2 separate regions of the Mus musculus genome follow, and region 1 is linked to region 2. A link is a loop called in an ENCODE intact Hi-C map of the cell type or tissue named here. Cell type or tissue: heart. All regions are shown on one strand. Each heading gives the region's core, and the rest is flanking DNA. Links, peaks and the distances in the headings are about the cores only.

The links. Peaks named below come from ENCODE experiments on the same cell type or tissue, not always from the same donor. Only the 100,000 strongest peaks of a DNase experiment are listed, where the experiment ranks them.
Region 1: it touches region 2 in a loop (6-fold over the local background); 8 of 42 quality-filtered maps call a loop at or near these places.

The regions. Positions count from the first base shown.
Region 1 is chr4:3,865,790-3,882,187 of GRCm38, forward strand. Mos (Moloney sarcoma oncogene) reads right to left here and starts at 6,316. Exons shown (of 1, transcript NM_020021.3): 1 at 4,869-6,316. The coding sequence starts at 6,025. The coding sequence ends at 4,994. In heart, for the core only: no CTCF peak of the experiment used is centred there; a DNase peak (open chromatin) is centred at 9,482; H3K4me3 peaks cover 2,208 bases; H3K27ac peaks cover 2,038 bases; H3K27me3 peaks cover 447 bases.
Region 2 is chr4:3,933,581-3,949,978 of GRCm38, forward strand. It overlaps Plag1 (pleiomorphic adenoma gene 1), which reads right to left and starts at 4,825. Exons shown (of 6, transcript NM_019969.3): 1 at 4,634-4,825. Chchd7 (coiled-coil-helix-coiled-coil-helix domain containing 7) reads left to right here and starts at 5,308. Exons shown (of 5, transcript NM_181391.4): 1 at 5,308-5,551; 2 at 5,799-5,946; 3 at 7,666-7,731; 4 at 9,141-9,239; 5 at 9,808-9,946. The coding sequence starts at 7,678. The coding sequence ends at 9,912. In heart, for the core only: no CTCF peak of the experiment used is centred there; DNase peaks (open chromatin) are centred at 3,971 and 5,151; H3K4me3 peaks cover 4,492 bases; H3K27ac peaks cover 3,462 bases.

The sequences.
Region 1 (16,398 bases), core at 5,342-13,341, 64 kb before region 2:
CTTTAAAAGCTCTGATTTTGGTAAAATTTACCTTTATTTATATATTTCTTTTTAGATTTAGGGCACAGGTTCTATTTTTGTAATATTATTTGCCCATTTATAATTATCTTACTGCTGGACATCTATTTGCTACATCAGTTAGCCATGATTATAGTTGATAGGTTGTGTTGCAGTAAATCTCCAACCCAAATAAGCCCGGGTAATGAAAACACAACTCAATTAATATGAATACATGCTGTGCAACTAGATTGGACAGATCTACTGAGAGAAAGATGAAATTTTAGGACCTACAATTCATGTAAAATATACCAGAAAGTTGTTTGTGAGCCTAAGAGGCTGCCTGAGACTGAGAACAAAGAGGAACAGGCCCAGGCATGTCCTAGCAGGCCGGTCGTTAAGGTATTCCTAAGAACAGCTAAAGATCATAAGATAAAAGATCCTAAGATCATAAAGATAAAAAAAGAGTGCAAGGACAGAACAAGGCTATCTCAGCTTAGTCAATACCATCTGGCCCAGCACCTCCCTCTGCCCACTGACCTTCTGACTCAGTTCAGAGTCATATATTAACCAGATGTTCCAAGCACCCAGCCCTCAGACTTCCTGATACCCCGATCTATACGTACACTTTTACTAGTGTATAACTATTCTGTTGAAGTTTAAATTGTCCAATTGTGTGAAACCACACCAATTCCTTCCCCAGCCCCAGACCCTTTTCTATAAAAACCCCTAGCTTTCAAGCCTCGAGGCCGACTACCGCTGTCCCCTATGGGAGATATGTATAGGCCCGGAGCTCCGTCATTAAACTACCTCACGTGTTTGCATCAAGACGGTCTCTCGTGATTCTTTGGGTGCACGCCGAATCGGGAATGGGGGTTTCCCCACTAGGCTCTTTCACTACCACTACACTACCATCTTCCCCATAGAAGAGACCCCTTAGAACTTTCAGTTTCTCCAGGCCAGGTGCTTCTGCTCTACTTTCCTTCCTTTTCAGTCATCCCCCCCCCCTCTCTCTCTCCCCTTCCCTCTCCCTCAAAACCTTCAGCTCTACCTTCCCCTCTTTCTCCGTCCAATCACCCGATCTAGCCTTTATTTATAAACTAAGCTGGGAAGAAGGTTTACAGGAAATCACCTGAGTGCTGACTCATTCCTTGCTCACAACCTCTCCCAGGAGAACAAGTTAACATTATATACAATTAGTCCCAGGGCTATCTGCAACAAGGTTGTTTCTCTTCCCTGCCACAACTTGACCCAGTCTTCATTTTATTTCTTAATCTTTGTGTTAAATATGCTGAGACGACTTCTCAAACATGAACATCACCTAACTGGGTCACTATGCATGGGTCACCTGAGGCCCTTGCTCAAACTCAGGATGTTTTCCAAATGCTCAGACTTCCTTCATCTGCTTGCTCCCTTCAAACATGGCATTTCTGCAGGGCTCCTCTCAGAAGCCACAGGTTTGCTTTCTCAAAACAAAGTGGCCTGGGAGACCTCTGAGCCTCTCTTATACTCTGCCCTGCCCCCAAGGTGAGTCTGTCATGTCCAGGAGCCCTTTCTTCTCTGCCATTGTCTGAGCTCTGTGTTGATGGAACATTTAACACTTTCTTTCTTCCTCTACTAACATTTGGAAGCTTAGTCTGCCCTCAGAGTTAATCCCCTACCCAGACACACACACACACACACACACACACACACACGTTTGCACTTCGCGAGGGGCTCTGATTCTATGGGTATCTATTTTTTCAGGTATCTCTAGGACCTATCAATGGTGGGTCTCTTTCCCCCTTATCCCTACACTCTTCCTGTGCAACTAGTCCAGTCTTTGGGTATCACTGCATTCTAGGATTTCTTTCTCATGCACTCATGGCTACAGAATGTACAGAGCTGATTCTTGTCACTTGGAATGGTTTTCAGAAAAAGATGATTTTGTTTGTTTGTTTGTTTTTCGAGACAGGGTTTCTCTGTATAGCCCTGGCTGTCCTGGAACTCACTTTGTAGACCAGGCTGGCCTCAAACTCAGAAATCCGCCTGCCTCTGCCTCCCAAGTGCTGTGATTAAAGGCATGTGCCACCACACCCAGCAAAAGAAGATATTCTAACCTTAGTAGTGACCAAGTTCCTTTTAGAAGTCAATTCTGGATTTTCATGCCTTTAAAACATACCATTGTTGAGGGTACGTTTTACCTCAGTTGACAATCCGAGAATAAGGCATTAATTATAGTTAGAATAATATTTTATCATAGTAGAATGAAACAGGTTGATTGTAATGTATTATATTTTCAATGATTCTATTTAGGGGTTTGCAAACAATAGTTCTTTTTGCTAAAATAAACAGAAGGAACTTTATTTTAAATTAATTAGTTTTGTAGTTCTGGGAAGCTGGGGCCAAGCACACTCTAGGAGAACATTCTACCTGGGTTATTCTTGGGGAGTGAAGTATAGGTGTATGGCAATTTACAGTGGGTTAGGTTCAATAAGGCTATCATAAATTGAAAATATCACTGAAAATTTTCCTGATATACTGACCATCAGCTTCACATAGCCTACTTTATATGGGTTCAGAATACTAACTTGGACTATAGTTGGGTAAAATCATCTATCCTAACAAAATCAATTTAATGATAAAGTATTGACTATCTTTCATATTTATTGAATATAATGTTTCTCAGTGTTCTTGGGTGGGGGGACTAGATCCAGGACCCTCACAAGTTCTTTACCCTCATAAAATGGTACTATATTTACATATAACCCATACATCCTGTTTTCCTTAATTATCTGCCCATTGATTACAATGCCCAGTTTAATGGATGTGCTGTGTGAATATTAGTTATAGTATACTGTTTTGAGAATAATGATACATTTGTACAAATTAGTACAGTTTATCCTGAATATTTGTTTTGTGATCAGATCTTAGTCTGCTGCATCTATAAGCAGAGAACCATGCAGGCACAGTGACTGTGTAGCATGACTGTGACTGGAAGCTGACAGCTGACCCTTACTGATGCTTCCTAACAATGGGCTTAGGGGTCTAGATAGTTAAGACTACCTACTGATAGTTCAGGAAAAGACAAGTGTAGTTTCTGCTTAATGGCTCAGTCCCTACATTGCCAAGGCCCAAACGAGATACAATAGCCAGCCACCTATTTCTTGGCCAGTAGCTACCTAGATAGTAACATTCTTTCAATACTACCTGGTCCTGGATGGCTCCCTTTTGCTTCCTCCAGGAACACTTCTAGACCAGAATATCACTCTGTAGATCCCTCTGAACCACGTAGACAGGAATAGTAGAAGCCCAGAGCCTTGAGCTTCCACTGTGCCTGTTCTCTACACATAGGTACTAGCTCTCGGCCCCACTCTTGCCTCCCGCCCATCCTGGAAGAGAGTTCCCTTTCCTCTAAGGCTCCAGTCTTTCCATAGCTCCATCTTTCATCTGTTTGGTTTTGAAAAGCTCACCAGTTATCTTTGTCTCCTCAGCTTTTGTCTACAAATAAATTTACTTCTTCATCCTAAAAGCAAACCAAACAACCACACACATTCAATGTCTCTTGCCTCCTCCAGGATTCTGCTCCTTTCTGCAATACACATAGCCTCTAGCGCAAGCATGTGCCACCAACTGTCCTAGCCATTGCACTTGCCTGGCCTCTCTACACGTGGACACCGATGTACTCTTCTCACTCAGAGAAAGCCACAGTTGTCCCAGTGACAAGTTCCACAGCACCCAGTGTTGTGACTTCTAGAAAAAGCAATCCCATCTCACTGGTCTTTTCTTTCCAACTCAGCCCTCCCTCTTCATTGGGTTGCTATTTGCCCCCACCACACAACTTTATTTTTGCCATCTGCTTTTGGGCTCAAATCTGAAGCAAAAGAAACCCAGTGTAGAAGTGTTTTTGCAACTTTCCTGCTCATGACAACGTTCAAATGTAAGCTATTACAAGTCATTTAGAATTTTGTTGCTTGAAAACAATTCAATTTGTAAAATTTATGTGGAAGTGATTACAAATGGCCTTTCTTTATGGACTGGAAAGGAAAGCAACCCTTTTCATTTTTGTTTGTTCTGCTTTTTCTAGACAAGGATTCTCTGTGTAGCCCTGGCTATACAGTAGTAGCCTGTAGTCTTGGAACTCATTTGTAGACCAGGTTGGCCTTAAATTCAGAGATCAGAGATCCAACTGCCTCTGCCTCCTATGTGCTGGGATTAAAGGTATGCTCCATCACTGCTGGTTAACAACTGTTCCTTTAAAAAGCATTGGTTTTGTTGTTTTGTTTCAGGGAAACTGCAGCTTGAGTTTAGGTATGTGTTAGGGGAGATTTGAAACATGAAAATTTACAGGGGGAAATGTGGCATTCTATAGTACCATTCGTTTTTGGAAAAATGTTCTTTACCAGTAACTAAGTTTTCAACCCCAGGACAAATGGCTGAAGTGCCTATTTAACACAACAAAGTGGACCTGGTGCCAGGTTCTCCCTGCATCCCTCAATCCCTATCAGTACAGGGTGGTCCTGGCTGGCATGCCCTTCTTCCCCAGCTGTCCTTCCCTGTATAATCCATTTAGTTACTTCTCCTCTTTTGGGCTGCTACACCTGATTCTCCTCTCTTCCTTCTCCCTTCCCCTCCTACCTCTTCTCACATGGCTCAGAGTCAGGTCCATGTCCTATGTCTCCCTTTTATTCACGATAAACTTTGTTCTTCATACCTAGGAGCAGGGATGTCCTCTCCTCCCACCATCACCCCCATTCTTTTTTTCATCCAGGAACAAACCTTACTACAGAAATGATACAGTAGGGCCAGGAACCCCAAAACGGCTTAGTTTACCAGCAGCGATGCCCATGAGATCTGTGGCCCCGTTATGCTTAGGAAAAGCACTTCAGGCTGAAGTTCGTGGTAACTTTATTTCCTAAAAATATGCCCTAGTGGTATGTTTTCTTCCACACCATCCTTACTTCTTTAAAAAAATAAACAGAGACAAAAAGCTTATCTCTACATCGGCTCGATGGAGTCAGCCTAGTGCCCCTCGGAAAGCCTTGAGGTCCCTTTGGAGCAGTTCTGCACCCGGCCTCTGCAGGGCGCGGGCCTCCCAGCAGCTCTGGATGATGTTCTGCAGTGTCTTTCCAGTCAGGGAGGCGGTGAACACCGCCCCTGCCAGTGAGGGGCGCAGATTGTAGGCAACCACTGCATACTGCACGTACTGAGGTTCGCCGGAGTAAGGCACCTCCCTGGTGGTCATCTGCCACAGGGTGATTCCAAAAGAGTAGATGTCAGCTTTGGGCGTGGCAATCTCTCCTTTCAGGATCTCCGGAGCTTGGTGCGTGTACGTGCCCCCTATGTGGTGAGGGGACGCCTGCCGGCACCGCAGATCCTGCAGCTTCTGGGAGCAGCCGAAGTCACTGATCTTACAAACGTCTTGCTCACTGATCAAAATGTTCGCTGGCTTCAGGTCCAAGTGCAAAATGCTTTGTGAGTGGAGAAAAAGCAGGCCGTTAACAACATCTAGGGAATACTTGAGGCACTTCCCCAAACTCAGTTGTTCTCTGCAGCTGAGAGGCTCCGGTGAGCGGGTGGCACCGTAGATGACTTGGTGTAGAGTCACGTTGCCCCCAAACTCCATGATTATGGTACCTAGGCTGTTGGAGTCTTCGGGCGTGCGCGTGCTGGCAGCCACAACCCGAACTATGTTGTCGTGGCGTAGTCTTGCAATGTTCAGTTCAGCCCAGAAACTCCGCTGGGATGCACGTAGGTCCTTGGTGCACTTGTTTACTTGCTTGATGGCCACAGGAACACCGTGGTAAGTGGCTTTATACACCGAGCCAAACCCTCCAGAGCCCAGCCTATGCATCAGACATACCTGTTCCCAGTCTATGGAGAACCAGGCCAGCCGGCGTGGCAGTCCGGGAGCCCGAGGAGGAGTGGTCCCCAGGAAGAGCTTCCCTGCCTTCCTCGGGGCCACCAAAGGAATGCTGCAGGACCGCGAGTCCACCGATGGCGACAGCTCACGAGGGAGGTAGCGACACAGGCTTAGAGGCGAAGGCATTACACCCTCAGATGGGACAGTCACATGAGACACTAGGGAGAAATGAGTAGGAACAGCCAGGGAAGTTTGGGAGCATGGCTGAAGATTGCTGCCTTCATCCCAGTTCCTTTCCCTTCTTCCTTGATTCTCAAAACCAGCCACATCTGTGCTATCACTACTCCACAAGGTGTTTCTTTTTTAAAAAATAAGTCAGGTGGGGTTGGGGGTGCAGATGAAGCCTGGCAGTCTCAGATGAAACGATTGCTCACAGCTAAAGTGAATCCTTAGCAACTTCTTCCCCCGTTAAACAGTACTGGCCTGCCCAAAAGTTCACGTCACCTTCCAACTAATTCTTCAATCACAATACAATGGAAGAAAAAAAAAATCAAGTACATTCTGATGATCATTAATCAGTCCTTCGACTGAAGAGAAAAAAAAAGTACAGTGAACTTGGTGCACACTTTTCAGGCTATAATGATTGTTAGTGCTAGTCTCCAGCTGCATTAAATCACTCCCAGCAGCTATTGGCTGCAAGAGTTGCAATACAAACAGCAGACATTTGTTGAACTACTTGCCAGGGTTATTAGATGCAACCTTTGTAAGAATTAACATCTGTAACTTTAATGTCTTTGATCCAAATACAATCACTTATAGAAGTCAGATCACATACCTTTTACGTTCATCAGAAGGGAGCATTCTGACACTGTATTTGATTTAAACAGCAAGTTAAGACTCTGTAACATAACAACACAGTGACCTCCCAATATCCCTTTCCAAGGCAAGTTAAGCCACCCCATGAGTGTGAGTTTGCTTCAAGACAGATTCTAGACTTCACAGAAAGCAAGTTCCTGGAATTTAATGCAGAGTTGGAGGAAGGAAGAAAGGAACAAAGGTGATTGTGATGACCACGGCTGTAAATATCAGCAAGCGTGGGAAAACAGAGGAAAAGTCAGGAGAAATAGACATGGCTCAGAATCACTGGTACCCATCTATAATATGGAAAAGCAGATGCTGAACACAAATTCAGGGTCTGGCCATCAAACCACACATTCCTCCTTTTTTGTTTTATAAAAATGCGCTCAGTTTTATGCTATATCTCTGGGAGAATGGGGAAGAGCCTTGCTCTGTTTATTCAAAAACGTTTCTCAAAGTGGCTAGGAGTTATTCCTCTTAGCTGCTTGGTAAGGTGTTTTATGCATACAGGTGATAAGTGATCACTTTTCATGTGACAGCTGTGTCCCTTTGACTTCAGAATCACAGGTTTTGAGAAGACAATAAAGGAGAGACATATAAACAACTCAAAGTTCACCAAACTCCAGGTTTCTACTTGATGGTATGATATGATTTAGTCTGCCATCTTGTACATAGTATATAATTGTTAGCACCTCAATGCTTTATGTAAGAAATTAGAATAATTAAAGTAAACATTTTTCGGGAATAAAAGTTGAGTAGCTTTGAACATATTAAGAGAACAAAATATTAAAAATGTAAGCCATGGAATATTTTAATAGAAGCCCCATTCTGTGCACGCATATCAAACCCAAATAAAAAAGGAAAATAGTAAGCAGGACAAAATTTAAAAGCACTGAAATTATACTGCAAATTTGCTCAGCAATCACAAAGATAAGATTATAGTTCAGGACTGTGAATTGTGGACTTCAGGAGCATAAGAGTAATAGGTTGCCTTAAACCTCTGGGTATCACACAAAATACATTACAATGTGATTTATTACTTTGTAATTTTTAATTTTAAGACAACCTCATAAATAATTCACTTCTAAAGTTGTCTAGTATTTATCCAAAATGCAAAGTATTGGTGAAAGTATGAGTCACTGTGTATGCACAAATCTGAGCTCATTCCACTCACCAGCCATCTACTCAAGGCTTTTAATGGTGTACCCACTGCTTTCTATGTGTTTCCTTTTGTGGGTATTTAAAACTGCAGACGGTTTACACCCTGGTAACCCCATCATAGGCTGTAAGCACTGATGAGTGGAAATGCATATGTTAAATGCTTTACCTAGCAAATGTCAGAGATGGTTATTAACCCGAATGACAGTGCTACAGAGGGGCAATCTGAGCAGAGAGGTCTGTTGAGTGCATAAGGATGCCATATCATTATAAAGTTAAAACATTGGAGTTTGGAGTCTTACTATGGAAACTGCCCTTACTCTGAAAAGATCTACCATTATATTAACTTTCTTTCCTTTATCACCTAAGTTCTTATTATGATTTTAATTAACTTTGTTTAATGCTGACTTTGTGTCCACACGTATACAACATTTCAGTATTTTTAACCTATGATGGGGTTAATCAGGGTGTAACCCATTTGTAGTTTCAAATACCTGTAAAAGAAAATAAGTACGGAATAATGGACATGCAATTAAAGCCCTTGGGTCTATGGATACATGGTGGATCTCAAGCAATGGGCTTGTGATTTGTGCATGCAATACGAATCATACTTTCACAAATACCTTACATTTTGGATAAATACTAAACTGTGATTAGAAATGAAAATTTTATCTCAGAAATGGATAAAAGCCTGGTTTTAGAGATAAAGTACAAAGGCTCTGGGTTAGATGGCTGGTGTTTCTTACTGTACCACCACCTGAGTTTCCATCCCTGGAAAAGACAGTAAAAGCACACCCAACCTTACGTTGTGAGAAAGACTCAGAGATTTCAAATTCTCCTTTGCTCCGGATTTATAGTAGATGGAACTTAGCTACTACTTATTTATGAAACTCATAGAAATAAAACTCTGGTATTTGGGGGCTTATACCAGGTAAGAAACACAGACGTGTTAAATATCACTAGCTTAAAATAATCTACTGGGGCTAAATGAATTCATTTTATTGATAAGTTAAAAGTTTAAAGTGTGTTTTCCGGCACTTTCGTTTTGTTAAAGATATAAAAGCACGTCATATTATCCGTAAATGTCCAATCTACAGAATTTTAACTTTAATCTGATCAGATGCAATAAGGCTTTGTGATCTCCAAAGACAAAAGACAGCATTTGAAGGTAACAGGGCAGGTGCGATGTAGGAATTGGTCCTGGCCGCTCCTGGAAGTGTGAACATCTGTTCCTTCGGCTTGGAGATCTGCGGATATCAGCGAGTTTATCAGGTGTGACCACAGATACGGAATCTACAGCTCCTGGGACGCCGGTCGGTGTTGGAGTCCCTACGGGCTTTTCCTTCCTGCTCCGGGTTCCGGAAGTCGAGCGGCGGCGCCTTCGGACCCGCCCGGTGGCTGCTGCCCGGCCCGGGGGCCAGTGGCTAAGGCCCTGGGGTCCCCACAGGCCACCGAGGAGCTCCCCGCCCTTCCGTGCAGGCTACCGCGTCTCAGGGTCGTCGCGTAGCCGTTGAGAGACATTTTTTAAAAAGGCTTTGAAACTCCACAGGCGTCACGACGACGCTCAAGACCCGCGAGGGGTGGGGGTGGGGGAACCGGGCACCGCCACGTTCGCGCACGCGCAGTCCCGAACACAGGCTGCTCAGGGAGCTGGGCGGCCTCAGTGAGCTCAGGTTACATCCAGCCGGATTTCCGAATGGCAAAGTTGGAAGAAGTGGAGCATAGGAGCCCTTGGTGTCCTCCCCCTCTCCCCCGCCCTGCGCTCCCTTTACAAACTCTTATTAAGGTCGAAAACCTTTTGACGTTTAAAAAAGCCCAAACGCTAAAACATAGAAAAAATACAGGTCTTACTAAAAGTTCCAAGGCAGAGATTCGAGTCAAACTGGAAAACACACAACGATTTCTCAATCTACTTAAGGCAAACATTATGCTATTAATATTCTTCTGAAATTTGAATTTTATGCCTAGTGGATAGAACACTGACTTATTTCCATATCTGTGAAGTGCGCATAGAATTATTTCCATTTCCCTGCGCTCAACTTCGAATTTCAGAGACTGATTTACATTTTGTAGGACTGAAGCAAGTCTGAGGGTGAAACTTGCACAAGACTTGGTTCTGTCCCTCTTAAAGGGAGGACCTCTTCCACCTGGGCTGATCACTTGCATTTTTTATTTTAACTCTGAAGATACACATTATCTTGAAATATCTTTTCACCTGATAAGATTTCAACACATTTACTGATTTTGTAACACAACTTGTAATATAGACTATCGAGTTTAATGATACCTTGCAATTTTTTCTCATCTTCTTGGCCATAAGCTATTCACGGATATTTGAAAACTCACCTGACTTTAATTTGGTGATTCTTAATTTCTTCATCACAGCTTAAGGGATCATTTTCTTTGAGCCAGGAAACACTATGTATTTAATACTTATAAAGTCAATTTCTCATTGGTGGTAAGTGAATCAAAATAATAACACATTGATGAAAGGATTCAAAACTGATACAGGTTATTCACTTTATCATGTTTATTCATTTTTTGCATTGTGTCAATATGGACATATGATTCTTTTCATGCATTCAATGTGATTAAATGAACTACAGTAATAATTTTCTTTTATTGCTCAAACTTACCCACTTTGGCAATGAGTGGATCTTGCTCTGTTTGTTTGGTACTGTCTGTCCCATTGACTGGAATTATAACTGTGGGTTGGACCAGGTTCACAGTGCCTTGTAGAATCCATTTCTCAAGTGTACCCTAGCAAAATGAAGCTGGAAATCATGACTGCAGAGGTAACATTACAGGTACGTCCATTTACTTCCTTCTCTTCCTCTCTCACTTTAAGAAACAAAAGTTGGAAAAACATAGTCTTTTTTTAAAGGCAAATATTCCTATTGATTATTTGAATTTAGGTTTAGTAGTATATTTCAAAATTAAATATGTTAGCTATTATTTTTTTCTTCTCATATTTTTAGTCATAGCATCCTGAGTCCAAGAAGATGTAACATAATTGCCGGCTTTTTATCTTAGAAGCTATAAATACAGTTCAAGGTTTCTTGCAGTTACTTTGTCTTTACACTGTAAGTCACAAAATATGTACAGTCAAATTGTTTTCTTACATAATAATTTACACATGACATATAGCATGCATAATTATGGTAAATTTTGGTGGTGTGTGATTGAGGAAAGCACAGAGTTTAACTATTCTCCCAGGTCCTGAATTCATTCTGTAATGCATAGTGGCCTCAAACTTGCAGCTATCCTTCATTAACCTCCTGGGTGCTAGACTTATGGACATGGGCCACACGTCTGGCTGCAAACCATCAAAAATCATTACCTTCTAAAAAAACTACCTGCCTTCTAGTTAACCAGCAACATCTCTGGTACTGTAGGAAACATTTTAGATTTGCTTTCTCTTTTTTTGAGTTTCCTTTATAACACATGCCAAGGTTTTCTCAATTTAATATCATCACACATCACCAAACGTTACCATGCAGAAAACAAAATGATTCTCTAAACTAATTTTATTATAACCCAATGTCAGTCCCCTCCCCACCACACCCACCCTCCTCAAGTTTTTCATTTCTTCTTCTCTCTCCTTGCACATTCTTTTATACATGAAACATTTCACTCAGTGATTCTTCTTCCTCTCTTTTGTCACAAAGATTCAAGCCATTCTCTTTTGTTTTCTGATTTTTGGCAATATAGACTTATTTGAGATGACATTTCATGTTTATCTGTTCTATGCACTTACTAGACAAAAGAGACAATTCTAGTTATTGGTAGTATTTGCCTTCTTAATACCTTGAGGACTTTAGGGCTAATAATTTGGGTTTAATGTGTATGAGATTACGAGGAATATCACAGTGATGTTTGCAGCATCCATGCCAGGCATCTTGGCAAGCCAAGCATTGGGAAATGTGTTAGAACTCCACACAAAGTGAGTTTAGGAGGTTTGGGGAGTGGTGAAGGAAGAAGATGGTTCTCCTTATCAGGTCTTGGCTCTTAGATAGGAGAGACAGCTCAGCTTGCTGCTAAGCCTGAGTTTTATCTCCAGGACTCATATGGTGAGGGCAAGAGCATACCCCTACAAGTTGTTTTGTGAACTCCACATGTGTGGCACATGTGTGCCCTCAACACATAATAATATAAGTAGATGTAAATTCTTTTAATAAAGACTTACTTATTTTATGTGTATGAATTGTTTTGTTTGCATATATGTCTGGGCACCACATGTGTGTAGTGCCTCACGAAGCTGTAAGAGGGTATTGGGAGTTACGGAGCATTGTTACACATCATGTGGTTCCTGAGAACCAAAGCTGGATTCTCTACATGTACAAGTGCTTTAACTGCTGAGCTATCAGTCTGGTCCCACTCTTCTGTCCCTCTTTTCCCCCCTCCCTAGCCTACCCCTCTCAGTCTCTGTGTGTGTGCAAGTGTGTGCATCCAAGTGCACAATATTACGTGGAGGTCAGAAGACAGCTTTTGGGAGTAAGTTTTCTCTTTCTACAATGTGGCTCCTGGGGACTGAACTCAGGTCATCAGACTTGTTAACATGAACCTTTACCCACTGAACTATCTTGCCAGCATCTAACTAACTTTTTTTTTTTTTTTTTTTTGAGTATCGTTGGTCAAGAAATGGAGAAGAAGCTTTATGGAAGGGTTATCCTTAATGCTTATTTTAACATCTTTAATAATTTTGGCCACTCTCTGGGCAATTTGATCTAGAGCCACATCTTTCCATACATATCATCAATTAGTTTATTTGACATGGTGATTTTTCTTTAGCTGTTTTAGGACCTCATTGTTATAGAATTTAAAAAGTGAGAAATTAAAACTTGGGGCACCCTGGTGTACCCAGAAAAGATTCTGATGATTACTTCCTGCTATAAACAAGCACAAATGGAAGAACGCTGAAAACTCCCCACTGTTGTGTGGCTGGGGTATTTTTTTGTTAGTCGTTTTATTGGAGTTTTAGAACTAGTTGAAGTGAGGGTATGAAACCAGAGTAACAGAAAAAAAATCTTAATTTATGAACTATAGCTGAGGCAAGAGGATTACTCAGCATACACACACACACACACACACACACACACATACACACACACACACATAAAATCTATCTATCTATCTATCTATCTATCTATCTATCTATCTATCTATATCTCAAACCAAGACAAAAGGCAGATGTGGGGAGACTCAACTCAAAGGAAAACAGGTTGACAAAAATCAACAGGCTTAGCTGCAGCCTTTTTTTGGATGAATTCCAACTTTTCATTGCTCCACATTTTGTGCAAATAATGATCATGGTTTCCAGCTTTAAGACTCAGATATAGTTACGCACTACATTATGTTGTTCTGGCCAGTGCGAGATGATGTATGTGATGGTGGGCCCAGAGGATTATAATGGTACTGAAAATTCAGTGACATCTTAGCACAGCACAGCACACAGGTTAGTGGTGATGCTAATGGAAAGCAGCCTACTGCCTTCTTAACCACATCAGATGAATGCAATACAGTTAAGTGCACATGCAATTCTTGTTCATATGTATTTGCTATACTATTCTTATTAGTTTGCAGTAATGCCTGTGTTTAAAAGAAGTTTCCTGTAAAATCAATTGGAATTTAGCAAAGAACTAATTCACTATATCTTCAATGCATCAAGAGCCCCTGTTGATCATTGGCCCACCCCATTCAAGGTTGTGTAAGTACATTCTAATGATGTAATCCCCTATCCAGACACTCCTCAGACTATATCTCTGTCCCAAATCAGTATGTGATTCTACTACTAATCTATATATAAAAAGAGAAAATATAGAGGTTCATCTACCACTCAACTACCCAGTATGCTAAGGATCTTTAAGGTTTATTTGAGTTTTTAAAATGTATTTGTGGTACAAATATAATGAAGAAATATAAATAACTTGATTGAATATCTTTAGTGTTCCCTTATTTATTGGAAATCCAGAACATTTCTGATGATGACGTTTCTCTTTGTGAGACTACCATGAAACGGTGAAATCCCTAGTAAAGGGTCTGTGCATCATGGAGAAGCAGCAGAGGCTTAACATGTCTTCACAGTGGACCTCTAGGTCCAGCTAGGAAACCGTGAGGGTACGTTAAAGGTAGGCCCTAACCTCAAAGACTTTAATGGAAACTGGAGTCGGGTTCTAATCCATTAAGCCACAACAGATGGGACACCTAACAAGACAGCAGCAATGCACCTTGGGATTGCTGAGGAAGAGATCAAGCCAGGTAACAAAGCTTCTCTGGGCACACGGACATTGCCCACTTCTTTTCCTTCACAGTTTGAGTATAGTATTTCCTCCACCTTGCCTCCTTTGCTGGTAGTCTTTCTTCTGCTTAGTCAGGTCTGTACTGATTTTCACTGTGTTTTGCATTGGTTCACTGAGTTGTTTTTTTTTTATATCTAGCATTTCTATTTGGTTATTTTTCTATTTTTTGAAACCTCAAGTTCCTTGTTGAGTTTTTTTCCATGCTGGTGGTGACCTTTCCTTCCAAATGTCAACGGTCTCATTCATTTTTATGACTTTTTTTTTGTGTGATTCTGATCTCCATTCCAGGTTCCTGTCCTGACTTTCTTCAATGATGAACAGTGATATGGGAATGTGAGCCAAATAAACCCTTCCCTCCCCAAGTTGTTTTGGTCATGGTGTTTTGTCACAACTATGGAAGCCATAAGTAAGACAGATATATACATATGTTTTCCATATATTATTACAAAAAAGAAAGAGAAAGAAAAAAGTATAAACATAGACACAAAAATCCCTAACAGTACTATGAAATCAAATCTAGCAGTATATAAAAAAGGATAACACCTCAACAACAGCATTATCCTTGGAGTTCAGGGTTTTGTCAATCATTCAAAAATCAATGAATATAATTCGACATATTAGTAGAAGGCTAAATGAGAAGACACACACTCATATTAATGAGTGTATGGGGGCATTCAACAGCATGATAAAAACCATATAAAATACAAACAGATTATTTCCCTAACCTAATAAAGTATAGTTGATTTTAAAACCATGTAATAATACTCATGATATTTTCTTGTAAACCTGGAGAACAAGGCAGAAGTATCTTAAACGACCTATTTAGAGAGTAATCCTAAATTATTCACATTTAACATCACACTTAAAGTTATTTAGGCAATATGCAAGTAGAAGAATTTGGAGGCAGATAGACTAGAAAGTAAGAAATGACACCATCACCTCCAATCTAGATATACATTGAGAATTCCTGGAATTCCCAAGTATAACAGCTTGTTACTTAGCACAGATGAGGCCCCAGGTTTGCTCTGACAAACACACATAGCACAGAGAGTATAATCTGGTAGCTGGGAAAGTATCTCAGAGGTAGAGTACTTGCTTAGTAGACACAAAGCCCCTGGGTTCTAGCTCAATGTTGCAAGAACACAAGGTCACAATACCTAACATTAATATTCACGAGGCTCTTCTGCTCATTAACATAGGACTACAGGATAATCAGTACTGAAGACCTTTGAAAAAGCCACATGAAAACTCTTAGAAGTTTTCGAAAATATGCCCATATTCATATATAACAAAATTTTAAATAAAGTTATCCTGCATGGGACATAATGGCTCTCCTAGACTCTATAGCTACCATACAAAAACACAGAGATAGGTGTGGGTTACCTCTTTTCTAATTGTTGGTCAGTGGGGTCTCACAGACCTCCACAAACAGTACAGGTGATGGTCACTGCTCTTGGTTGTCCTCCAGGATCCTTGATGATAAAAACTTATTGCTGAAGCTGACATGTATTGAGACAAAGAACATGGAGAAAGTTAGCCGATAATGACCTGGAAGCTTCATCCCTAAATGGGTAGCTTTCATAGTGCTAGAAGGTGCTGTGCTGTGTATAGTACTGAGGTAGAGAAAGAATGAACAGTGCTAATCAGCTGCAAATCCTGTGAACTACAAAAAAGTGTATGCTAGTGCATGCCCATAATCCCAACACTCGGGAAAGGCGGACCTCACTGACTTTGAAGATTAGCTTGGTCTACATAATGACTTCCAAACTAGCTAGGTCGACATAGTGAAATCCCTCTTTTTTTGTTTGTTTGTTTTTTGTTTTGTTTTGTTTTTGTTTCTCTGTGTAGCCCTGGCTGTCCTGGAACTCACTTTGTAGACCAGGCTGGCCCCAAACTCAGAAATCTGCCTGCCTCTGCCTCCCAAGTGTTGGAATTAAAGGCATGCGCCACCACTGCCCAGCGTGAGATCCTTTTAAAAACAAACAAAAACATAAACAGATAAACAAAAAACCTAATCAACCAACCAACTAAGCATCAACCAAAAAGATCTAAAAGGTTCTTAACATGTACCATATGTCTTATAAACATGGCATAAAAATGGGTCCTAGAGGCTGGAGAGATGGCTCAGCAGTTAAAAGCACTGGCTGCTCTTACAAAGGATCCAGGTTCAATTCCCAGCACCCATATGGAAGCTAACAGCTGTCTGTAATTCCAGTACCAGGGATCCAACAGCTTCATCTGGTC
Region 2 (16,398 bases), core at 1,511-9,510:
TAAAAATTTATAACCTAGAAATATTCATTTACTTTCTCAAATTAAACCTGAAATTAAATTTACACATGAGATAAAAAAGTTGCCTTGATATGAAGGAAAGCAGTAACCGGTGGATTTCAGATTTGAGAGTTTCTAAGAAGGTTAGCAGTGAGATGATTACAAAAAGCAACCACACATCACTTCTACTGTGTCCTTGTGTTAGAATGGAAAAGAGTTCTTCTTCATGAGCTCTGAAACCACAGTGAACCTTACAGTTCATCAATCCGATGTAGCCTGCCCTCGAACTGAACTTATTTGTAAATACTGTTCTAAGGGTACCTAAACACTTACTAATTGGTTAAATATGCTGCCTACATTAATTCCTGTTAAAACTAAAGAAATAAAAATCCATCTTTGTTTTCAAGCAATGACTGACATGCTTTCAACATAGTCTGTGTTTCAGAAAAAAATATTTACCAGGTTCTTAAAACCCTTTAAACGATGGCTTAAGGGACAGTTTCCCTTCCACCCTGAACAGATCTACTTGCTTAGCTTTTACTTGACAAGACACTCTTCTTCTGAAACTCTCATCTCATGAGTTAACAGGTTAATTTTTTACACGTTAAATTGTCAAAGAACAAAATTACAAAGAAATAATATTAAAGCATTCCTAGAAGGATGGCTAGTTTGATTATACAGCTTGAGTAAAATGATTACTGAAGTAACCTTCAAAGGCAGGCATGGCATAGGTTTCAGTTGTACGTCTTTTAAAATCCCAGTTGTGATAGGAACATGACATTTAATTTAAAAAACAATAGTTTAACCCTTAGGTAAATTTCTAGAATATCATATGAAAATGTACATAATAGCAACCAGGATTATTATAATAATGAAGGAAAAATTCTCATTTTTGAATTGATACTAAAGCAAAAAAAATTCTTAAAATTTCAAATTATAGTGATAAAGGAAAATTCAACTACTTTAACTAGAAAATGTCTGCTTATTGAACTATTTTGATTATCATAAATAAATACACAGATAAGGGGTTTTATCAGTATTATCCCACACTCACTATATCATCCACCACTGCAGGAAATAATCATTTCAGAATTTTCAGTAGTGCCACTGGGCATCTAAGTCTCAGAGAAGAATTCTCCTCTGTGGGGTTTCTCTAACTGTAAGTGAGGTCGTATGGAGCATGGGCTGCTGTCCTTAGACTATCTCTCTGTATTGGTATAATTTAATAGGACTTCCAGCAAAGGAAGTTCAACAGGCAGGGTTTCTAAGCATCAAAAAGCCTTAGTACAATCAACTCAACTCAGCTCTTGTGCTACTCCCTATCTAAGCAAGACTCTAAGAGTTACAGGTTTTCATCTGGACATTATGAGTGTATTTTTTTTAACTTCAAAAAGAGCTGGTTTTACTAAACCCCAACAAAGTGTATATTACTCTATATGAGAAAGAATAACCTCTATTTTAATAGGTGAACTTGTGTTGAGGTTGACAACAAAGAATGAGATCCTATTTTTAAGTGCCCAAACACCTTCAGTAGCTCAATGAGCTAACAGAACCAAAAGCAAAACTTGCCTTGACTTTTACTGACACTGAATTTATTGGTAATTGTATTTGGTTTGTCAAAGTGGCAACCGCTCAGTATCCGAAAGTCTCATGCATTTTAAGCACAAAGTATAATCCTGACTACTTATAGTCAGAGTAACTATCTTGAGCCAGCAACATAATGAACATGCAAAATAAACTTCAGAGGGTTTTTTTTTTTTTTTTTTGTAAGTAGTGATGGAATTCTGAAATCTTTGGACACAAGATTATGGTGGGGAGGGGTCATCTTCTTCATTGAGACTTTAATCTCTTTCCAAGCATCAGGATTTCACAGGGATTTGTGCCCCTGTGCTTTCCTTAGTGACTTCTTAGAAAGCTGTAGTTGTTCCCAAAGTGGGAAACCACAAGATGATGTGCTCACAGGTCACTGATACTGTTTTCATGTAGGTATGGACAGAAAGTGCTGAGAAAAGTCAGTTAGAAACAGGAACTAACACACAATGGATTGTCACAAAATAATTTTTATGCAGTATGGCAAAAGAGAACACTACCTAAGAAGTCTAAAAACTCAGTTCTTACTTTGGTCCATTTCTATAAATTGTAAAAACAAAGCAAAATAGAGATTTATTTCCCAAACTCTATATGGCTGTGGAAACTGAATATAAGTAGTTTCCATCCCAGATTAGTTGTAATCTTAAATACTGTACAGTTAACAATGTACACATTTTACCTTTTGAAAATACTGCGGACATCTAAGACACAAGAGCAGACACAAGAGCAGATAGGAGCTAACGATTAGCAAACATTTCCTGGTAAACACAAATCATTTCAGCGGAAAAGATACAAATCCATAGGTTTCAGGATATCCAAGCATTTTCATTTTCAAAGTGCAAAGTTATAACATATGCATAGGATGGACTATATATAATTTTGAAATATATATATAAACTTTTCCATGGTCTTCATGAGAGCCACTCCCGCCTCCCCAGAAATGTCTACTGTTTACAATGTTAAGGAGTCTCCACCACTTTGCCTGTAAGTTTCAACCAGAAGTCCTCAGTGTACCTGAAGCCAAACTGAGCATTAGGTATTTTACAAAATGGCTGTAAACCCCCATTATGGGCATACATGGCTCTTTGATCTCACTGCACAGAATTCATAAGTGTTCAATAATGCTATACCATTACACCACACACCTTCAACTTTTTCCATTTTTCCACAATTCTTTCCAAAATCAGCTTCCAGAGCAAAGCAATGTAACATGAAAAGTTTCTGGGAGGGCTTGTTACATAAAAGAACAGCGTGGATGAAAACTAAGCCACACACACATCCATCTTCTGCTGGGCTTGTTTATCCCTCCTCTCCCTCCATCACTCCTAAACGGGGGGTGCACTTGAGTAATGGAAAGAGAAGGCTCTTCCATCACCACACACTTCCAGCACCTCTGACTTTGGTCCTCTGTAAGTCTGCATAGGTGATGAAAACCCTAAGAAAAGAGAAGCTGTCCCTTTAAAATGCCCTGCTCTGTCCCAGATCCCACGTGGAACCAACATCAGCAGCACTTTCCCACTAACATCAATGTGATGCAAGAGGCACCATCCTTTTATATACATAAAACCAGAAAACTTCAGTCCAACATTCCTTAGTGAGGGCGAACAGGTGAAGCAAACGAGCCAGGAAGGGAGAAACCAAACAACTCCCCACCCCTCCCCAGAAGGTTCGCCAGTCTTGCCCTCCAGTCTCTCTGGGCAACAGCACCTTTCCACCCCTCCTCTGGAGAGCCCAGCTTAAAGAAAGGAGGGAGCCACTAACAAAACCCGAGGCATAAATGCGACGAAAATGCAATCTAAAGCCGGAAAGGTTTATTCTTCCAATCACACATATTAACTCTATTAAGAAAATGGCATCACTTTTTTTCCTACCCCAAAAAGCAACCTCCTCACAGATCATTAAAAGGGAGTTATAAAATAGCAAATATAGTGTTTATCTTATCTCAGATCAGTCCACATTACCAATAAGTTTAGTAGTTTCTGCACTACCACCTCCCCCTCCCTCCCCCTGCTTCTCTTGCATTGGATTTTCACGTTTTCTCATTGTCGGTGGAGTTATAAAAGGCTTTTGCCCTTCGAAAGTTTTAAAAAATAAATAAATATTAACTCCTTGGTCCCTGCAAAGTCCAAATGGACTTCAGGGGAAAGGCGGTTCACACTTTTACCTTTGGCGAGAAAGGGGGGCGCATCCCGGATTTTTAGGGATTTTTTGCGATTTTTTAACAATTTTTATTTGGTTATATGCCTGAGTTCTCCCTCCATTTTGGTTGTTTATGATACTGACAACAAGCTGTCCCTGCTCCGTCCCGATCTCCTGCTTTCATTTAGCACCCCCTCCCCCTACGCCCCCGTCGCCACCCGGCTGGGTCCGGCGCCCCGCGGACCCCGCACCCCGACTCGGCTCTCCCACCTGGGCAGGAGGGCAAAAACAAATGCATTTCTCCAGAAAAGAAAAACCTCTTCGGAAAAGGGGGCAAAGTTACCCCAAGTCACTCCCAGTACCCCCCAAATATTGCCGACCGCGGGTCTCCGCCAGGCCCTCTGGGAAGCGACCTTCCCCCGGGATGTTTTGGTGGAAAACGCGGAGAGTTTCCTCTCAAAACCGAATTTATATTAATTTTTCCCTTATTTTTCGGGTCTCTAATGTCTTCCGCTCTCTCTGCTGCCGCTGCCGCTGTCACAATATTCACAGCACCAGAGAGGAGGAGGAGGAGGAGGAGGAAAACTTTTCAAACTTTCCAGACCCTGAATAAAAGGGTTTTTTTTTTCCCACCGACCTCACCTTCGGGTCCCCAGTCGCGTCGCCCCCTGCCCTGTCAGCAGCGACCTCGGGAGTCCTTGCAGCCCCGCCGCACGATTTTATTTGATTTTTTATTATTATTTTTCTCTCTGGGGTCCTGAGCAGGGGCTGGGAGTAGCACAAACTTTTCCTCCTCCTGCCGCCGCCGCGGCTCCTCTGCCCCCTCGGCTAGTCCCATAATTTAAATAACCCTGATATTCCTCCCGCTAAACGCCTCCCCGCCGCCCCGGACCCCCGGAGAACTCACCGCGGAGCTTTAACATCCTCCCTCCGGCCCGTCCGCCGCCTTTACACCGCCCGCGGAATTTCTAATAATTTTTTTCTCATATTTCGGGCTGGACGCGGCGGGCCTGGAAATTGTTTCCTTACGCCTCTTTCCAGCAGCCATTGTAGTGTATGCGCTGCCCCTGCAGCTCAACTTGCAGCTGCCGCCGCCGCCGCCGCCGCCGCCGCAGCCGCCGACGTCGCGCCCACCGCCGCCTCCTACCCCCCCCCACCCCCCCCCCCGCCCGCTCGGCCGCCGCCCCCGCCCCCGCCCCGCGCCCGCCCGCCGGCCCGCCCTGGCCCCCGCCCGCCGAGGTGCCCGCCCTCCTCACGCTCCGCCCAGGGCCTGGCCAGTCCGAGCGGCCGCCGCCGGGTCCAGATGAGCTCATTGGTTGACGTGGCTGCCCATCAGGCCGAAGTGGTAAGAGCGATGCTGAAGGGCGGGGGGCGCGGTGGGGCGGGGAGAAGGCGGGGTCTCACGCCGTCCCACCCGCTCCTCCTGCTTGAGCCCTCCTCCCGCTGCCCGGGGGCGGAGCGAACTGAGCCCGCCCCAACCTCACAGAGTTCCGCGCGCCTGTCAATCTGGCAGCGGCGTGCGTGGATTGGACAAGCTGGAACGGGGGGCGCGGGGGCAGCACGTTGGGGTGCGCGCTACTTAAGGTCCTGCTGCGTGAGCCACTGACGTGTTTGGAACTGCAGCCGGCCCGGGTGCTGGCTGAGTGGTGGCCTGTGGTGAGTGGTCTCCGGCCCCTCCCTCCCTGGACAGCAGGCCCGGGACAGCACTGCGCCGAGGGCAGACCCTAGTTCGTGGCGCCAAACCCTCCGCGGCGCGGCATGCTCCTGCCGCTACTCACGCCACGCGATTCGTCCGGCCGGGGCAGCGGAAGGTGACCCCATGCAGGTCTGGGCACCCCGGATTGTGTCACTCCCCTCCTTGCCCTCCCCAGGTCCCCGCTCTACGCCGCCCCCTTCCTTCCCAGCCCCTTTTGTGGTGTTTACCTGTGCCCGCCCTCCACCGTCCGATTCTGCGGCGCGGCACCTCGGAAGGCGGTGCGGTCCGGGAGTTACATTCTTGGAGATTCGTCTCCGACCTCTCAGATCCCTGTGATGTGTACTTTGACATTTTGTCCCTGGTACTCTGTACCCAGGTTTATGGTGTGCTGTATTTCTGTTTCCGGATTTAACACTCACAGACCAGACTCTGAGAAGCCTGGGGGGCCTGGACTTGTTCAGTAACGTGCCCTTCCCCCACTGCGGATCAAAGCTGCGAAGAGTGGGAAATCAGGAACTTTTTTGGTAAGCAGTTTGCCCTTTAGAGTAGATTTTAGCACTATTTCTCAGATGTGCTGTAGGTTTGCAGTCTTCCCTCAGGCTGGTTTTCTTTCTGAATGTCATCTTGGAAGTAGTACAGTGTTGTAACAGTTGTTCACTCCTGCACCTTCAAAAAGTAAACAGATAAGGCCTCTTTAGCAGGGCACTCCATCTTGTCCTTCAGCCACACTCCTCCATGTAAATTGACATTTCCTCTTCCTTTTCTGTTAACACAGGAATTCATACGAAGGAGGTGACATTAGGAAAACCATGTTTATAGTGCATTTAGTATCCAGAATAAAAAGCAGTAAAACGGGAATAGCCTGAAGCAGCAAATTTGATGCCTGTTTTGTGTGGATACTTTTTAAAAGAATTTCTGGCTGATGATAATGAAACAACAGAATCTCATGATCAGGACGCAGTGTGAATTGTGTTCGTATCAGATTGTCGAGATTATTATATGCATGAACGATCAAGCGGAGCTCTGTGGGAGACATGAAGAGAAGACTGTAGATTTTCTTAGTTCTGGTATTCTCTCAGGAAGAGGCAGTCTTGTAAACTATCTTCCGAAGAGGAAAGGCTTCTAGAGATAGTTGGACTTTGTACTGAGTGCCCTTCCTGTCAAGACGCTTCTACTGGCTGGGTATTTTCAATGAAGTTCATGGCATAAATGATTATTTGGTGATTACTGAAAGTTAAAGGACTCAGAGTAATCAGATTCTATCTCCGGGAAAAGTTGGGCTCCTTTAGCTTAGACATCCCGATCTTTACCAGAATGGAAGAAGTTGGACTGGATGGCCATTGATTCAGAATATGTTCACTTCTTAAGAGTTTATGGGCTTGAATTACTTTTCTGGAATATACATTATTTTGTTTAACATTGTTTTTGGTGACATTTCATACAAAACGTTGGACTTCTCTGAAAAGGCCCATGCATGTTTGTTTTGTTCTGTTTTTTAATTCAGTAGAGTTGTGTACTTCATACTGCCTTATTTCTCTGGCATCTGCTTTGATTTTTCGGTAGAAAAGTGATTAAACTAGAGTAGCATTTGGGTGTGTAAGCCAGATCAGCCCCTTAAGCTAAGTAGAGGACGTTTTTTCAAAGATGGTGGGTGGCTCATCAATACCTTATCGATATATTGAGATAAATGAAGCCCTTTCTCAAATAATTGTGACTTGTGTTTTTTTTTTTTTTTTTTTTTTTTTTAACCTCTTCCCCTGCAAGAGAATTGTACAGTTTCATTTGAACTGGGATTTGAAGAGCAGTTGTACTTGACCATGACTGATTGGCTGACTTCATAAAGTGTATGACTTGACTTCCAATAGCTAATTGGCTCTTAGGGTAATGTGATGTCTTTAATGGATAAAACCTTTGCAAAGCTGTATTTTTAAGACTCAAATTGGAAAATTACTGAGCCACAGTAGCATTCTCTGACCTCCTTCAACCCATGGAAAGTATTAATCTACATAGAAGGTAGAAAGGGAATTGAAAAATTCATTCATTGTTTTTTTAACTATGGCTTTTTAGAATGTTAAGTAAGCAGTAACTTGACTTTTGTTTGTGTGTGTTTCATTGTTTCCTATAGAGTACCTTCTACTTTGAAAATTAAATTTTGTGGGTAAATTAAATTAAAAGTACTTGTGGGGCTGATGACATTTTCTGGTCATTTCCTTCTGACCTGTTTTTCTGTCGCCTGCCTTCAGTAAGAAGACAAGATGCCCATGGTCACTCGGCGGCTGAGAGATCCTGACATAAACCCTTGCTTGTCGGTAGGGTGCTTTGCTTTTCATTGTCATGAGGGTTAACTTGGAAAAACCAATATTAATTTTGTGGGTATCTGTCCTAAGCAGTTATTGAATAAAATATTTTTCTGTGAAAAAGATATTCCTGGCCAGTGTATTTTATTTCACTATAACACTTAAAAATGACCAAAATGTGCCTAACAAAGACTCTGTTCTTCAATTCTGCTTAACTGTGGAATAAACAGGGTTTGGTTGTCACTGTAAAACTTGTATATGTAGCACTAAGGAAAGTCCTTAGTCTACACATGGGACAGTACAGCAAATTTACAACCAATGGTTTTCATCACAGCAATTATTTAATCTGCCTTTGAGACAGCCTGGCTTGAGTCATGGGTTCACAGTAGGATTAGCTTATGTTAAGCTCAATGGTTTTCACAAAGGTATCTTATAGACAGCATTGTGTTGCAAAAATAAGTTTTTGTTGACATTAATTGGATATAGCTTGCAACACTTTGTTGTGGCTTTGCCATTCCTGAGAAATACAATGTAAATACTATATTGTTGCTATGAGGAATATTAATCCACCATCCTTTATGGGGTTTTCAAAAATACACATTACACAGTATACATCCATTGGTTTATATCATCTGTTTCCAGCATTAAGTATTGTTTAGGCAAGATAGTTTTTTTAGGCCTGTGAAGCAGATTCCCTGCGTATTTGAAACTTTATTTTAGATAACTTCTCATAGTCCTACCTTTCACTTTGAAGCTTGTTGTACAATCTGCTTCTAGTTCAGGCAGCTTAAGTTTAATTACCAGTAGTACCTACTTCATTTTAAACTCATGGCCTTGTGCTGCTTTCTTTTTGAAGTCACATTAATGATAACTATTAAAGCTGCCTGTGTAATAGTATGCTTGCATAACGGAGTGAATGAATGATAGCCAAAAGTGCACCAAGATGGGTGCTGTTAATTTAGGTTGCCTTGATGTAGATCATTTACTTGTGTAATTTACTTGGAACCTCAAACCAAGCGTTAAGATCAAAACATCTAGTCAAACTGAGATCTAGGGAAAGCCAGGAGAGCTGCACTGAGCTGTGGGAGGCTGGTTTCTGCTGCTTGCAGTGTAGCCATGCTCAGAGCTCCTGATACCTTACTTCAGCTCCTGGAACAAATGACCATGATCAGGGCTTTGACTCAAACTCATGTGATCAGATGCTTAGAAAACTGGCCCAGACTGGGCAAAAAAGATGTCTTTTTTAAGTTGAGTGATTTCTGGAGTAGTTGGCTATTATTTTTATAAGTCTTCCCACCACCATGCACAAAAATAAGCCATTTGATATCTTTTCAGGGGAAAACAGCTTCAGAAGTCTTTGTGTTTGGGTCTTTAATAGATCACATTCTACATTTTAAATGATGATCTCTTACATATTTAAGGAATCTGATGCTTCTACCAGATGCATGGATGAAAATAACTATGACAGGGAAAGGTGTTCCAGTTACTTCTTGAAGTACAAAAACTGCCGGCGATTCTGGGTAAGCCCAACTTCTCAAGCTTCTTAGGCTTGTGGCCGTAGCTGAGAATAACCAGTAATCCACAGTTTCCCAGTGATGGCTGTAGGTACACTTACTCTTTGACCTTATCTTCTGAGTGGGATTTTAGTTCTGTGGCATCCTTGAGCGCTTGTTTCATTCTTTTCCAAGGTTTAAGACTCAACCTTTAATATCAATAAGTCTTCCTAGGTGAGTATCTTTAGTCATAAAATAGCCCTGAGCACTGGATCCAGGTCCTTCCTTTTCTGATAGACTCAGTTTCACTTCATAATTATGCACAGCTTTTGTAAGTGGACTGTATATACTCCTGTATATATACTAAATGTCATATCCCTAACCCAACTCCTGCTAACAATGCTTTCTGGGTGCATAATCTCTTCAGTGTAAATGTTAATAGATTGAAACATCTGGAGTTTTAGAAGTAGGTTTTGGAGTTTTAAAACTTAGATTTTAGTATTTTCTTTTTGAAGAAACAACTGAAAATTACTGTCAGATTATTACCATTTAATATGTAACTGATTTTGGTGTTTTCTTTCATGCCTATGTATAGAATTCTGTCATGATCCAAAGAAGACAAAATGGAGTTCAGCCATCTATGCCTACAGCAGCAGAAAGAGACGAAATTTTGGGAGCAATGCAAAAGATGCCCTACTGAGTATTTGCATTAAAATTGTTTCTATAACTTGAAACATGTTTTGGGGTTTTTTTTTGTTTTTGTTTTTTTTTTTAATCAATGATTGCTGAAATCTTAAGTCTTTATTGGTTCCATCCCAGGCAACTTTGAGTTGTACGTGGTGAGACAATTCAGCTAGCCTTAAGGCTTTGGTGTTTGCTTTCAGTGCTGTGACAAAAATGTTATTGCCACACTGTCACTCATAGAAGGACAGGACTATTAGGAAGGTCTGTTGTAGAATTTGGGCTCTTTTAGGCCTGGAAAGAGATTTAGCATGAGAACAGGCTCCTGTGGCTGTTAGAAAAGTGGTCGTCCTCAGGAAAGGAAATGATTGCAAGCAACACAGTGATGGAGGAAATAGTGCTGTGTTTAAACTGAGTAATGAGGTGGAGAGGTGATTGGCAGGTAGGTAGATTCATGGTGGGCCATAGGCCTGGGGATCATTCTGGAAGTCCTTGCCCTGCTACATCCACCATCTTTAAGGTTAGTCCATTGACTAGGAGGTAAATGGGCACAGGAAGACTACCGAGTGAATAGAGTACACAAGAGCCTTACTTCTTTAGGGACAGGCTTGATTCCAGGATTCTGGCTAAAACTCCATGAATTTTTGGATCACCTAAGGCCATAGCAGCAGTTCATGGACCACAGTAATAGGCAGAAATAAATAATGAAAAAGAAAGAAACGATTCCTAGAAGTAGGATTTCTAGTTTCAGAACGAGAGCACAGGAGGCATGGAGTTTATTGGATGAATCAGTGTGGGTGAGATTAGAGTTTACCTTTCCCTAATGATAACACAGGAACTCTCCTTATTCCCACTGCTTTTTCATAGATTCTTGTGTACTTAATAACATTCTATTCTAGGAAGTCAGCAAATTATTGTGTCCCTTTGCATCATTTGGGCTTGAATCAGGACATCTTTTTAATGGGTGTTAACAATCAACTGTCTAGTCTGAAACCTAGCCTCAGAGGTTTTAAAACCAGATGAATCTTTATATTATTTTATTTTTCATGGCCTGGAACTTAGTGGTCCTCACAACTCAGCCTCCTGAACAATGGGATATCATGTGGCTTGACCTTGATTGTTGGATATGGTCCTGAGTAAAAAATGGATTGAGAATATTTTTTTTTGTTCAGAACTTGTGGGAGTGGCCAAGTTTTGTTTAATTGAGGCCCACGCCCGGAAAGGAAGCCCATACCCTACAATGCCTGGATGACCAAGAACCAGAGACTGGATAGCTCAGAGACCTAGAATTGGTGCCTTGTCCAGTTGCCATCAGAGAGGCTTCCTGGGATGAAAGCAGATGGGAGCAGGTGCAGAGACCCACAGCCCCACGTGTGGAGAGAGTCTAAATTGACTTCTTCATTGGGTTCCTTCCGTTGGAGATGGGGGATATGGGAAACCAGACTTTACATGTTTATTAGGTCTCAAAACACGGGTGCCTACTTAACATATCAAAGCAGACCTGGCTGCCAGTTTCTCCCAGCATCCCTCAGTCCTTACCCTGCCCACTACCTCAAATTTCTCCAGCCTTGATCTGGGCTTTCTTTACCCCAGCACCCTAACCTACATAATGCAACCATTTTGGTTGCCCTACCCCCTTGGTCTGGCTCCTCCCCCACCCCCACTCTTCTCACACGGCCTGGCTCAGTCTAGTCATGCTCACTCTGTACTCTCCCAGATGCCTTTGCTATGGCTATTTGGTTATGCTCTCCCTTTTACCTACAATGAACTTTTTCCTGCGCTGTACCTACAAGCCCTCTTGTCTTTCCTTTTTCTTTCTTTCTTTTTTTTAATTTAATACTAGTGTAATCATTTTGTAGCTATTTGTTGATATAACCCTTTAAAGTTTTTCATTTATTTATGTTTATAATTTCTGCCTTATAAGTACTTTTATTACCTCTTAACCACCAGTGCTCTCATCTGAGTATTTCTCCTTGGTACCAAGCTGAGTTATACTGTAGCTGTTAACTTTTAAGTCGCTGATGGGCTTTTCAGTCTGAGCACCAGTCAGAATGCCAGTTTCCACATCTTTAGCACCTTTGACCTTGATGGTAGCCATCCTAATGGCTGTGAGTGGTTTGCATTTCTCTGGTGGTAAACATTTCTTACATGCCTTCTCATACAGAAACTGACTTTGGAGGAGCTCCGGTACGACCACGAGACTGTCTGGGGCCTGATGCGAGTCTCGGTGGAGGGTCCTGATGCAGACAAACTGCAAGGCTCTGGGGCCTTTAGTTGTGCTTGAGGATGATGAGCTCTGGCTGGAAGAGATACGTGCCCCATGTAGTCCAGGAGTTCACCAGCCTGTGAGGTCAAGTGATGACAGACACATCTTGATGAGCTTCACCTCATCTGGAAAGGAGTTCTTTAGGCCTGCACAGAGATGGAAGGCTGCAAGCAGAACCAACACAAGATCAGAAAGGATCTGGTCCAGCTGTTCAGTTTTCCAGATCCTCGATGGTTCTTATGGCCTCCACGGTTTTATCTTATTTTGACTTGGGAGAGGGAGTCACTCGCTCTCTCTCTCTTTCTCTCTCTCTCTCTCTCTCTCTCTCTCTCTCATCTCATGAAGCTAGGTTGGCCTTGAACTGATGATCTTGAGCTTCTCATTCTCTTGCCTCTACTTCCCAATGGTATTACAGCCCTGAGCCATGACCATGACAGCTGCGATTGCAGCTTCCTGAGCATGCCCCTCTGGCATCACCACTCAATCAACTCATAGATGTTGTCCACACTTTATTGATCCACATTGTCCAGGGAAAAGTGGTAGGAGGCTTTTAGGTACAAATTGACCAGAGAGCTCTACGTTGGTGATATAATTTTGACAAATTATGGCTGATTAGTCATATGGACCTAACTGCCAAACAAAATGGCAAAAAACCAAAACGCAACCCAACCCAGCAACAACAAACCTGGAAATCAAAGCTACTAAGAAAAGGTCCCAGACATTATTGCTGGAAGGGAGATTAGAAGTCAGAATAAGGAGTCAAAGTTTGTCTCAGAGAAGCTGGGTGTAGTGGCGCACGCCTTTGATTCCAGCACTCCAGGAGGCAGAGGCAGGCGGATTTCTGAGTTCAAGGCCAGCCTGGTCTACAAAGTGAGTTCCAGGACAGCCAGGGCTACACAGAGAAACCCTGTCTCGAAAAACCAAAAAAAAAAAAGTTTGTCTCAGAGAAATGTTATCAAGGCAAGATACAGTTCCATGAGACCCCAGGACACTCTTGTCTGAGTGCTTTACATACGTTAGATGTAAGATACTAGATAAAAGGGTTTGAATAGTTTCCTCATCTGTGGATTGATTTCCACTTAAGGTATCTTTATGAATCATATTTTTTTCAGTTTTATTTTTTGTGACTGTAAGTTAAGCAACATTATGTTAGAATATTAATCTATGCAGTGCCTTTCCCCCTCTTTTGGTACCTAATCTAAGAGAGCATTGCCAAATGTAAGGTCATGAAGGCTTACATGTAATATACACCTATTTTCTTCTGAGAGGTCTATGGTCATAGCATTAAAGCATCTTTCTGCTTTGAGTTACTTTTGATGTAAAGTCTCAGGTGAATGTCTACTTTCATCTTTTACCCGTGGCTATCTGGTTTTCTCAACAGGTATTAAAAAAGACTATTCTTTGTCTCATTGAATTAGCATCTTAGTTGCAAATCATTGATTATACATGGTAAGTAGTTATAGTCTGCAATCTATTCTGGGGAAACCGTATACATCTATCCTTGGGCTAACACATTTATCTTGATTATTTTAGTTTTGTATCAGTGTCACTATTCTGTGATGACCTATGTCTGTTAAGTGTATTTTCTATGAAGCACTCTGATGACAAACTTACATGGGAGTTGTGAATATGTGTGTACACTTGTGTCTGTATGTGGAGGCCAGAGGTCTATGATGGTATCTCATTTAGGCTAAGCTGGCTGCACAGTGGGCTCTAGGAATCGCAGTCTCTGTCTGTAGTGCTGGTGTTATAAGTATGTGCCGCCGCAGCCTGCTGTGGTGGTTAGAGGGAGAAATGTACCACGAAAGGCTCATGTATATGCACCCTTGGTCCCTGAGTGAGGGGACTGTCTGGGAGGTTATGGAACCTTTAAGTGGCGGAGGCTTGATGAGGAAGTACATCATTGGGGAAGGGCTTTGAGGATATATAACTTCACCCCACTTCCAGTTTGTTTGCTTGTTTGTTTGTTTGTTTCATTTTGAATAAGTGATCTCTCAGTTTCTTGTTCCAACTGCCTGCAGCCATGTCTTCCCTCATCATTGTGCACTCTCCTGGAACCATAAGCTCAAATCAACTTTTCCATACATCACTTAAGGTCATGGTATTTCATGACAGCAACAGCAAAGCAAGAGATACACCTGATTTTCTTAAACAGGGGTACTGGATGCCTGAGCTTGCATAAGAAGTATTTTACCAATTCAAACATCTCCTTAGACCCCTTACTTGTATGTTTGGAGCACCAAACCCTGAAATTGTGTGTTTGTGTGTGTGTGTGTGTGTGTGTGTGTGTGTGTGTGTGTGTGTGTGTGTGTATTTGAACCTAGTGGTTACACCCAGACAAAACAGTTCAATTCAACATTTGTTTTCAGTAATTCCCTACTTCTTTGCTGTTTTATAAATAAACTGACAATTTCAGTAGAGTTGTTCAAGTTCATATTGCACTGCTTATTTATTAATCTTCCTCTGAGACAGGTTGTGATAGTTCCAGCTGGCTTTGAACTATTCTCCTACCTCAGCATCTTCAGTGCTGGGATTACAGACATGTTCCACCATATCAAGCTTCCCAGAACCAACTGAGTATCGTAGACTTTCTAAGATATTTTGTCACCACTGTTTGTAATAGTTTTATTTTATTTTAACTGGGAAATATTTTTTGGAAGTTAATTTTGTAATTGTATATATGTATAAAACACTTAGTGTACATTCAACCCAGTTTAGTGGTGAGTTCTTTAGCCTTTGCTTTTTTAACTGGGAAATATTTTATGTATTTATTATATTATTGCTCCCCCCACCTCTTTCCTATTTGCCCTTCTTTTCTCTATTTTTGGTAGTATGCTAACTTTGTATTATTTTCTTTTAAATCTCATGTTTCCATTCTTAAAATACTTTGTCTTAATCCTTTGAGGATTCCATACCCTGTATTTTGAACACATTCTCTCTGCCCTTAACTGCTTCTCTTACCACCCTTTCAGCCCTCCCATCTCTTCTTACGCAACTCTGAGATCTATTGAACTCTTTCCCAGTAGTCTAGTTTTTGTTGCAGTCTTGGCCTGTTCTGGAAGGTGATCAGTCCTCTAGGTAACATTTAAAGAAGTGAGCCATCATTGCCAATCTGCTTCTCAGTTAGTGATGGGATTATATACCCACCTTTCCCTTTAATACTGGGTCTTTATCTGGCTGAGCTTTTGCAGGCCTTGTGCATGTGGTCCCAATTGCTGTGAGTTCATACCTGTGTCTGCCATTTGTGTCTGGAAGACATGTTTCCTTGTCACTATCTATTATCTCTAATTCTTAGTCTTTTTGTCTTCTCTTCTAGAAAGATCCCTGAACCTAGGGATGAGGTATTCATGTCTACTTGGGGGCTGACCACTCAACTATTATTGACCAGGTTAGGGATTCTGTGTTAATTGACATCTATTGCAAAGGAAGCTGTGCTCGATAATGGTTAAGAGATGATCTGACTGTGGGGGATAGCAATAGGGAGACATTAGGAGTTGTTTTAGTATGTCCATTTTCATTCCCCCTTTATTTAACTCTGCATTTTAAGCTTTCTTGTTACTAGGGATTTTCACCATTGCTTTTCTTTTTTCTTTTCTAATTTCTTAGTCTTTTCTGTTCTCCTATCCTTTTATTTTTCCTTTCTCTTACTCAGCCTTACTTCCTCTGATTTATTCCCTTCTTTTTACTTCATTTTATTAATTTATTAGTTCTACATTAATTCTATATAACTTTAAAATTATTTTGCATTAGTTTTACCATTTCTAGTTTCATGATCATTGTTTATATATTGGAGGGTTTTAATTGATTAAGTGTTTCTATATCTTGCAAAATTTCATCTTGCAGCTATTACAGCTTTTTTTCTTCTTTGTAAGTGGGACTAAGAACTAACCTCTCAGGAGATTGACCTGCTCAATTAGAAGATCCATATCAAAGCCAACAGACCAGTGAATCGTCGAACAAATCAGGAAGGAAAATGTAAAATTTCTAGACAAATGATGATCAAAACAAAACGTACCAGAAACTTTGTGCCACACCTAAACTAGTTAGGAGAGGAAAGTTCACAACTCTGAGTCTTACATTAAAAAAAAATAATAAAGTCATCTCATGAAAGTCTTAGAAAAACACGAATGATCCAAACCAAAAGCATTTGGCAAAAAGAAACAACAAAGGTCAGGGCAGAGATTAATGACAGACTGAAAGAACAATATATAAACTCAAACAGTTGGTTTTTTGGAAAGA